Regions from separate parts of the Mus musculus genome. Here region 2 is linked to region 1. The links are chromatin contacts, found by POLR2A ChIA-PET in ENCODE. All regions are on one chromosome and are shown on one strand. Each heading gives the region's core, a stretch centred on a gene start or an enhancer-like site at or near the end of the contact. The rest is flanking DNA. Distances are from core to core; before and after follow the strand shown. Region 1 holds the start of Casc3 (cancer susceptibility candidate 3). Region 2 holds the start of Nr1d1 (nuclear receptor subfamily 1, group D, member 1).

Region 1 (3,649 bases), core at 660-3,159:
TATATCTGCTTGTATATATGAAAGAATGGGAAAGAATCTTCATATTAACCCAAGTGAAATAGAGAAATACATCACCGCCCTTCTAATCAGGGGCTCATCCATTGTGTCAGACTCTAGCGTGTGTCTGTATGTTCCTTTGTCCTGAGCCCTTCCTTACACATAAATGGCAAATTACAAAGCTTGTAGGCAAGACTTTATAGGTCACCTACTCAGTGTTTGATACATGATTTTCCCTGGATATCAGTCCAGATAAATGAAGTCCAGATCCGCTTGACCACAGTGTCTTCCTACACACATCTTCTGTATGCTTGAAAACCCTCATTGTAACTTGAAAGCACTGGCTCTTGTTTTGTGACTACAATGATATAGAAAGATCAATCTCTTAGCTCCTTACTTCTCTAATAAGACTCATGTGGGACCCCAGACCATCTGTCTATTCATGCTAAACATTGACCGTTTCTCACAACTGTTTCTCAGGAGGACTGCTATCCCAAGCACCCACACAGCCAGGAGAGCCCCAGGTTCAAGATCAGCCTAGCTTCCATGAGACCCTGTCTCAAAAAACAAAAGAAAGTAGGATCCAGAGCAGGATTACAGGTATTGTCCCCTCATAGCCTGCATCTGGGGAGGCTGAAGCTGGTGGGTCCCGAGTGATGAAAAGGCTAGCTTGAGGTCATAGATTTTCTTAAAAAAAAAAAAAAAAAAGAAAAAAGAAAAAAAACATCCCAAGCTGGATTCCGACCAAACAACTAAAGGACAAAGTGGCATGCTATCCTTGTCCTTATTTAGACACTCAACTTGGCAGTCTTGCTGCACCATTTTAGATTGTGATGGATAAGATTCTTATGCCTTTCACACTTATTAAATCATGCATCCTCCATTTTGAGTTCAGGCAGTTGTTTCTGGAGCTGAACTCCATGATACATTTGGCCACCTGTCACCAGTTGAATCAGTCCCTGCAGACAGTCATGATTCCTTGGAGTCTCATACTGTTTATAGATCTGGTAAGCAGTGGGGACCTTTAGCTATTTATGAAAACAGCTCAGAGTCCTCTTAACTCATCTATTTGATGTATATTAACAATATGCAGTAATAAATTAGCTTACAAACTATATGTTGCTGCAAGGTAGTTGTGCTGAGTTTTCTTTCACTGCTGATAAATGCATACCCAAAGCATTCTCTGTAGAGTAACAATGCACCAGGATTTGAAACTAATACCTCGAGACATTGAAGGGGCAGAGAGGGTCCAAAACTAGCCTCTTAACTAGTCAAGGGTGATCCAGCTCTGATGTTTTAAAAGCATAGTAAGACTAGTGTCCTTCCAACCTTCAGTTCTCAAAATGAGATAACTAGGTTAGGAAGACACATGGAGAAAGGAGATTTTGAATACACCCAGGAAACACCGCAATACTAAGTTCTGTCCCCACTGCAGTTTCTCCTTTCCCCTAAATTTAGACTGAGGTGAAGAGCTGGCAACTGACGCAGGACTAAAGGCTTTTTCACCTGGACTCGTGATTTTTAACCATGCGAAGGAATACAGTAAAATGTTCTGTATAGAATTCAGGGGAAAGCGAGCAATGGAAAACGAAAATCATGCAATTGCTCCAACGTCGCACTGGAGCTAGAAGAGCTCGAAACCCTCCCCAAGGAAAGTCCAAGATGGCCGAGCTAAGAACCCGAAGAGGATGCAATAGCCCCGCTCCCAGGCGCCCTCCGCCCGCCGGGGCTAGGGGTGTGGGGGTGTGGGGAAATAAAGCGCTAGGCCACGCCTCCTTACATCACCGACAGACGTCATCTCGCTCTCCAGAAAACGTGCCGCAGGGTGCAGGCCCCGCCCCGCGGAAAGAAGGGCGGCCCTCCCTGGACGTGAAGCACGCTGGGACTCCGGAGTCTCGAGCTTCCCGGCAGCCTCCGCGGCGGGCGTGGTGCGTAAGGAGCTGACCAGCGGTGGCCGTTCTCCGTAAGATGGCGGACCGGCGGCGGCAGCGCGCTTCCCAGGACACGGAGGACGAGGAATCCGGGGCTTCGGGTTCCGACAGCGGCTCTCCGGCGCGGGGCGGCGGCAGCTGCAGCGGGAGCGTCGGAGGCGGCGGCAGTGGCTCGCTGCCTTCTCAGCGCGGCGGCCGCGGCGGGGGCCTTCACCTGCGGCGGGTGGAGAGCGGGGGCGCCAAGAGCGCCGAGGAGTCTGAGTGTGTGAGTGAGCGGCGGGCGGTCCAGGGCGGCGACCCGGCAGGGGGCGGGCTGGAGATGCTGTGAGATGCCGGGCCTCCTCTTAGAGGGAAAGAAAGGTTGTCCCGCTGCGAATCTGCATCCACCCAGAGCCCCGGGGAAGGAGGACTGGGTGGTTTCTGAGCTCAGGGCGTGCAATGTTTACACGGAAACTGGGGCTGGGATGTAGAGAACCGCCATTCTCGATGTGACTTCTGAAGATTTATCTTGCCCCATATTCCTACCCAACCATCTGTGTTGATTCTTCAGTCGTCCCTCACGGTTATCTGCGGGTGGGCTCCCCGCGTCTGGAAATCACCAACTCTAACCTGTGTGATCTTCTTCCTCCCAGGAGAGTGAAGATGGCATGGAAGGAGATGGTGAGTAATTTTACTTTATCTTGAATTCTTGTGGATGTAAATTAAGGCCATGTATATCTTACACTGGGTCTTTCTCGGTTTGTTAGGGGTTTTTGGAGAGCGTTCCCCGGGAGTGGCGTTTGTGTCATGGTGATGATGAGCATGCTTGTTTGGTTTGGTTCCTTTTTGGAAGGTGACAGATTGAGTGCACTGTGGTGACTTAGAATAACACCTGACAACAGCATAGTTTTTCGTCAGTGTGGTCCCAAAGTTCTCCATCTGTCAACAGAAACTATAATTTTATCTGCCCCAGAAAGTTGCTGCGTCCACAAATTAAGTGAGGATGTTTGCCTGGCCCAAAACGAACTGTCAGAAATGTAGTAACAAACGTTTATGTTATTACATATCACATAATTTGTCTTTTCCTTTCAGCTGTTCTTTCCGATTATGAAAGTGCAGAAGATTCAGAAGTGAGTGTGATAGATTCTTTTTCCTTATGGCGTAAGTCAGAAAATGTCTCTTTAAAAAAACCTCTAGCTGTGTGGTACAAAAATTCCCTGACTTGCTTCTCTTATACATTCTTCTCGTGTGCTTTTAAAAGTCTGTTAGAAGTCTGGTGATGGTGGCACATGTCTTTAATTCCAGCCTTGCCCGGTTAATGACTGCAACTTGAAGCCACACCTCTTGAAGGGACAGGTTACACTTAGTTGATTTATTCTCAGTAAAGAAAGTGAGTTTGTGAGTCAGAGAATACGATGCTGAAATCCTTTACAAGGTGTTGGACAGGGTCCTTTATATGTCTGGATTGAGAAGACAGCCACTTGACTGGCTCCTCATGCATGCATGATTTTGAAATCTTGGAAGGACAGAATTCTGAATAGTTTGTGCAAAAACGCATCCTTCGTGGTGGTGCATGCCTTGAATCCCAGCAATTGGGAGGCAGAGGCAGGCAGATTTCCGAGTTCGAGGCCAGCCTGGTCTACAGAGTGAGTCCCAGGACAGCCAGGGCTATACAGAGAAGCCCTGTCTCGAAAAACAAAACAAAACAAACAAACAAACAAACAAACAAAAAAACTGCATCC
Region 2 (3,609 bases), core at 844-3,343, 34 kb before region 1:
AGAAAGTCACTAAAAAAAAAAGTCTTCCAACTTTGAAGTGATGGGCAATGCTCAAAAGACCCTAGCTCTCCATCTAGATGTGTATTGCTACCGATTAGCTTTCCAATATAGAGGAAATCAACTCTTGTCTCTTGGTCTCAGTTTTCCTTTCTATGAGTGGGGGGAAAAAACCCTGGGCGACGACACAAAGTAGTACGTTGTCAACCTTGATTCTAAGGTATTCCTGTTTGGGGGGGAGAAGACATTCATGGCATGCAAAGTCATACTCGGAGAACAGTAAACTTTGGAACATGGAAAAGTGAGTCTGAATGCAGAAAATGAATGTAGGCATGATTAGAATAAAGGGGTATAAGAATAATCTGGTGTGAGGTTTAGCTGGGACGTATAAACTTGAGGCCAAACAAGTCAGGGGTGCCCCCATATTACTCAAGTCTCGGTCATAGAGGGTAAGGGCCAGGCAGTCTGAGAGGAAAAGAAGCCAGGCGGGGGCGGTGAGTCAGCCCAGCTTCACCCAGATCTAGGCGGAGAAGGGCGGGGCGGGAGCCTGGCCCTCAGCTGGCCTCACGTCCCCACTCCACGTGTGCCCCTCGCACGTGGCACCCCAACGAGGAACCCCGGAACTCGAAGCACCGCCTTCTCCGCTTCCCTTCTGTCGCAAGGAAAACCCCGCCCTCGCCCCGCCCCTCCCGGGCGTCCTGGGTCGTAGGCTGGCCCTAAAACCAAGCTGGGCCGGGACAACTGAGGGGAGGAGAGAAGGCGACAAGCGTTGCTCCGGCAACTTGAGGGGCGGAGCTCATTATGTAACGAGGCCGGGAGGCAATGACCAATGAGATGGCGGCCACGGCTTCTACTGAATGAAAACAAATGCAGCACGTGGGCCCGGCTCTGCAGCCATGTGAGCCCTCCCCAGGCTAAGTCGCTGTGGGTGCCCTGCCTGGAGATGAGTCCCAAGCACCCGACTCCTCAAATGAAGCTCCCCACTGCCGCTGAGGATTCCCCTGTGAACTCTGACCCAGTCACGCAAACCCACCAGCCCGGATCGCCCCACTTCCCAAGACTACCTGGAAGTAGGCTAGAACTGTAGAAAAGGGAAAAGAGACAGGCATACTATAGCTGCAAGGAGTGGGCAAATGGGGACGTGTCCAGAGACTGCTTCAAAATGCTGAGTCTCCCTAAACTCTTCCACTCGCCACTGGTATCCACCCTCCATTTCATCCGTTCTCGGACTGAGGGGAACTCAGGGGGTGCTAGTGATGCGTTTTAGGCACATTCCCAGCCGTAATAACCCTCTTTAGAAATCTTACCTAGTGGCTTTCATCTTAGCACAGTAACAAACACCAGCCAGAGGGAATCCCCAATCCCTTACAAAGTTCCTCTCATAAGCCTTGGATGGAAATGGAGACAGTGACAGAGCAAAGATAAGAATCTCAGTACCTGTGTTGTTATTGGAGTCCAGGGTCGTCATGTCTTCACCAGCTGAAAGCGGTCATTCAAACTGGACCTTGACACAAACTGGAGGTTGTGATGGCCTCTCTCGCCCCCTGGGCAATGGCTGAGGGAGACGAGTGAGCCCCGCAGTTCGCAATCAGGATTCCAGGCACTGAGCAGTAAGGTCTTGGGGTGGCTATACTGCAGCCCTCCAGAAGGGTAGGACGCTGAGGCACCTGAGATCTGATTTGCATGGGAAGAGCAGAGAGTGTGTGTGTGAAGAATCAGCCTGCAGCAGTTCTGGCTATAAGGTAGCAAGGAGAGTCGGGTCTCTGCAGTGCACCGGATGCCACTCCTGAAGGCTCCGCAGTGAAGCAGGGTAATGAATCTGGAGCTCCGGGTGCAAAAGTCCCAAAGGAAGAGAAGCTGCAACCAGGAAGTAAGTAGGTGATGGAGAAATGAGGCACCAGGACGCAAAGAGAGACGTGTGCCCTGCTACGTTTCCTCAGCAGTAATATTTCACTCTGCCAATCTCAACCGCCTTTTGCCCGAGCCTTTCCCTGGGACAGAGGGCTCTGCGCAGGCGCCAGCAGCCCAGGGTTCCCGGGCCGCACGCGGCACTGGAGCAGGTACCATGTGATTCCAGGGAGCGCCTCGTGCCCCAGTGACACACTTTTCCAGCAGCCGGCACGTTGAGATCTGTGCGCCTGCGCACCGCCAGGATTGTTGGGATTTGTAGTCTACTGACAATGTAGGTGGAGTGTGCCTATTCCTTTTCTGCTTTGCAAAAGTGCTTGCTGGCAGCGGGGAGGAGCTGAAAGTGGACTGGGGTGGGGTTTTCTGAAGAGTCAGGGTGGCGTGTTTGGAAAGCCTTGTATGGCAAGGGCATGTGAATTCCTGGGGAGGGCCTGGCAAGCTTTACTGCTCCGTGGAAGATCAAAGCTAAAAGGCCCTTTCTGCAAACCTAGCAAACGTGAGAGCTTCACGTGATTGGAGAACTGACCTCACCCTGAGGTTAGTGGTGACTAGGGGGAGAAAGACAAGCTGGGAGGAGAGATTTCCCTTAAATCAAGAACTTAAGCATCTTTTGCTATGGTGACAAGGTGGGCGACAAGCAGTGTAAATAAAACCCCTTTCTCTTCTTCACCCTAACCCCAGCCCCCACGGGTAGGACTGGCATAGCACGGGGATATCCCTAGGGACTCCCTGTTTGCTTATATGACACCACACTGCCCACTCAAGTGACTTTGGGGTGAGTCATTTCCCTTTGTCTGGGAAATAAAAAGGAGAACAAAGGGAAAGTGCTCTGAGGTCCTCATAGAGAGAGGGGGGTCTGCTCTCTGCAGGGCTTCATGATAGCAGAAGAAGCCCACAGTTTAGGGAGAACATGAGGATCATTTAACTCCCACCCCTCAACTCCCCGAATTGGCAGGGTGTAGTGGCTCGTGCCTGCAATCACCGTCCTTGAGAGGCTGAGGTAGGAGGACTGTCGTGAATTTGAAGCTGACTTGAGCTGCAAAGCAAGCTCCTACTAAGCGAGGAGGGAGTGAGGATCTTCCCTCCTCTTACTGAAGAAGAAAAGGGACCGCCATCTCAGGGACTGGCTCAAGGTCAGGCATTCACTGCTTATTTCTTGTGACCGTCCCGTCCCTGAGATGGCGGATAAATGAGCACATGAAGCACTTAGCATCTCTCTCAGAGCAGCAGTCATCTCAGGAGTGAGAAACACAGAGGCCTGGGGGAAGGGGTCTGTTCTCTGGGGCTTGGGTTGTAAAGAGAGATGGACACGTATCTTCAAGCAGTCGAGTAAGCCCCAGCCACCCTGCTCCTATCTCCAAGTCCTCTGTAATCTCTACACTTGGGGATGGAGGGGGGGTGCTTTTTTTTTTTTTTTTTTAACCTTAAGTCTTTCTCTACTTGCACTTAGGAAGCTCCAGAGAGTTCTGGGAATCCTGGGAAGCAAGCTACCTTGGAGTCAGAGAAAAGCATACGGGGAAACTGAGCCAGGAGGACCACTTTGAGCTCAGTGATTTGAGACTTAAACAACATGAGACCCTCAAAGCTGGAATTAGGGGTACCAAGGAGAAAGAAAGCTGAATGTTAAGGTCAATGATCTTGACCGGGTTAACCACTGATCATCTGAAGGTTAGACTTTAGCCCTGTTCCCTCGTGCCTAACGGG

Evidence for each region. ChIA-PET counts read pairs that join two places held with the same protein, here RNA polymerase II (POLR2A).
Region 2: POLR2A ChIA-PET joins it to region 1 with 49 read pairs in Patski. The contact joins the promoter of Nr1d1 here to the promoter of Casc3 in region 1. POLR2A ChIA-PET finds 5 or more read pairs at or near these places in 3 of 5 experiments (Patski and embryonic stem cell).

Annotation. Positions count from the first base shown.
Region 1 is chr11:98,807,899-98,811,547 of GRCm38, forward strand. It overlaps Casc3 (cancer susceptibility candidate 3), which reads left to right and starts at 1,910. Exons shown (of 14, transcript NM_138660.2): 1 at 1,910-2,193; 2 at 2,561-2,588; 3 at 3,000-3,037. The coding sequence starts at 1,966. Gm12359 (predicted gene 12359) reads right to left here and starts at 2,191. Exons shown (of 3, transcript NR_033551.1): 1 at 1,778-2,191.
Region 2 is chr11:98,773,284-98,776,892 of GRCm38, forward strand. It overlaps Nr1d1 (nuclear receptor subfamily 1, group D, member 1), which reads right to left and starts at 2,094. Exons shown (of 8, transcript NM_145434.4): 1 at 1,435-2,094. The coding sequence starts at 1,465. Gm31862 (a long non-coding RNA gene) reads left to right here and starts at 2,128. Exons shown (of 4, transcript XR_880204.3): 1 at 2,128-2,531; 2 at 3,356-3,609.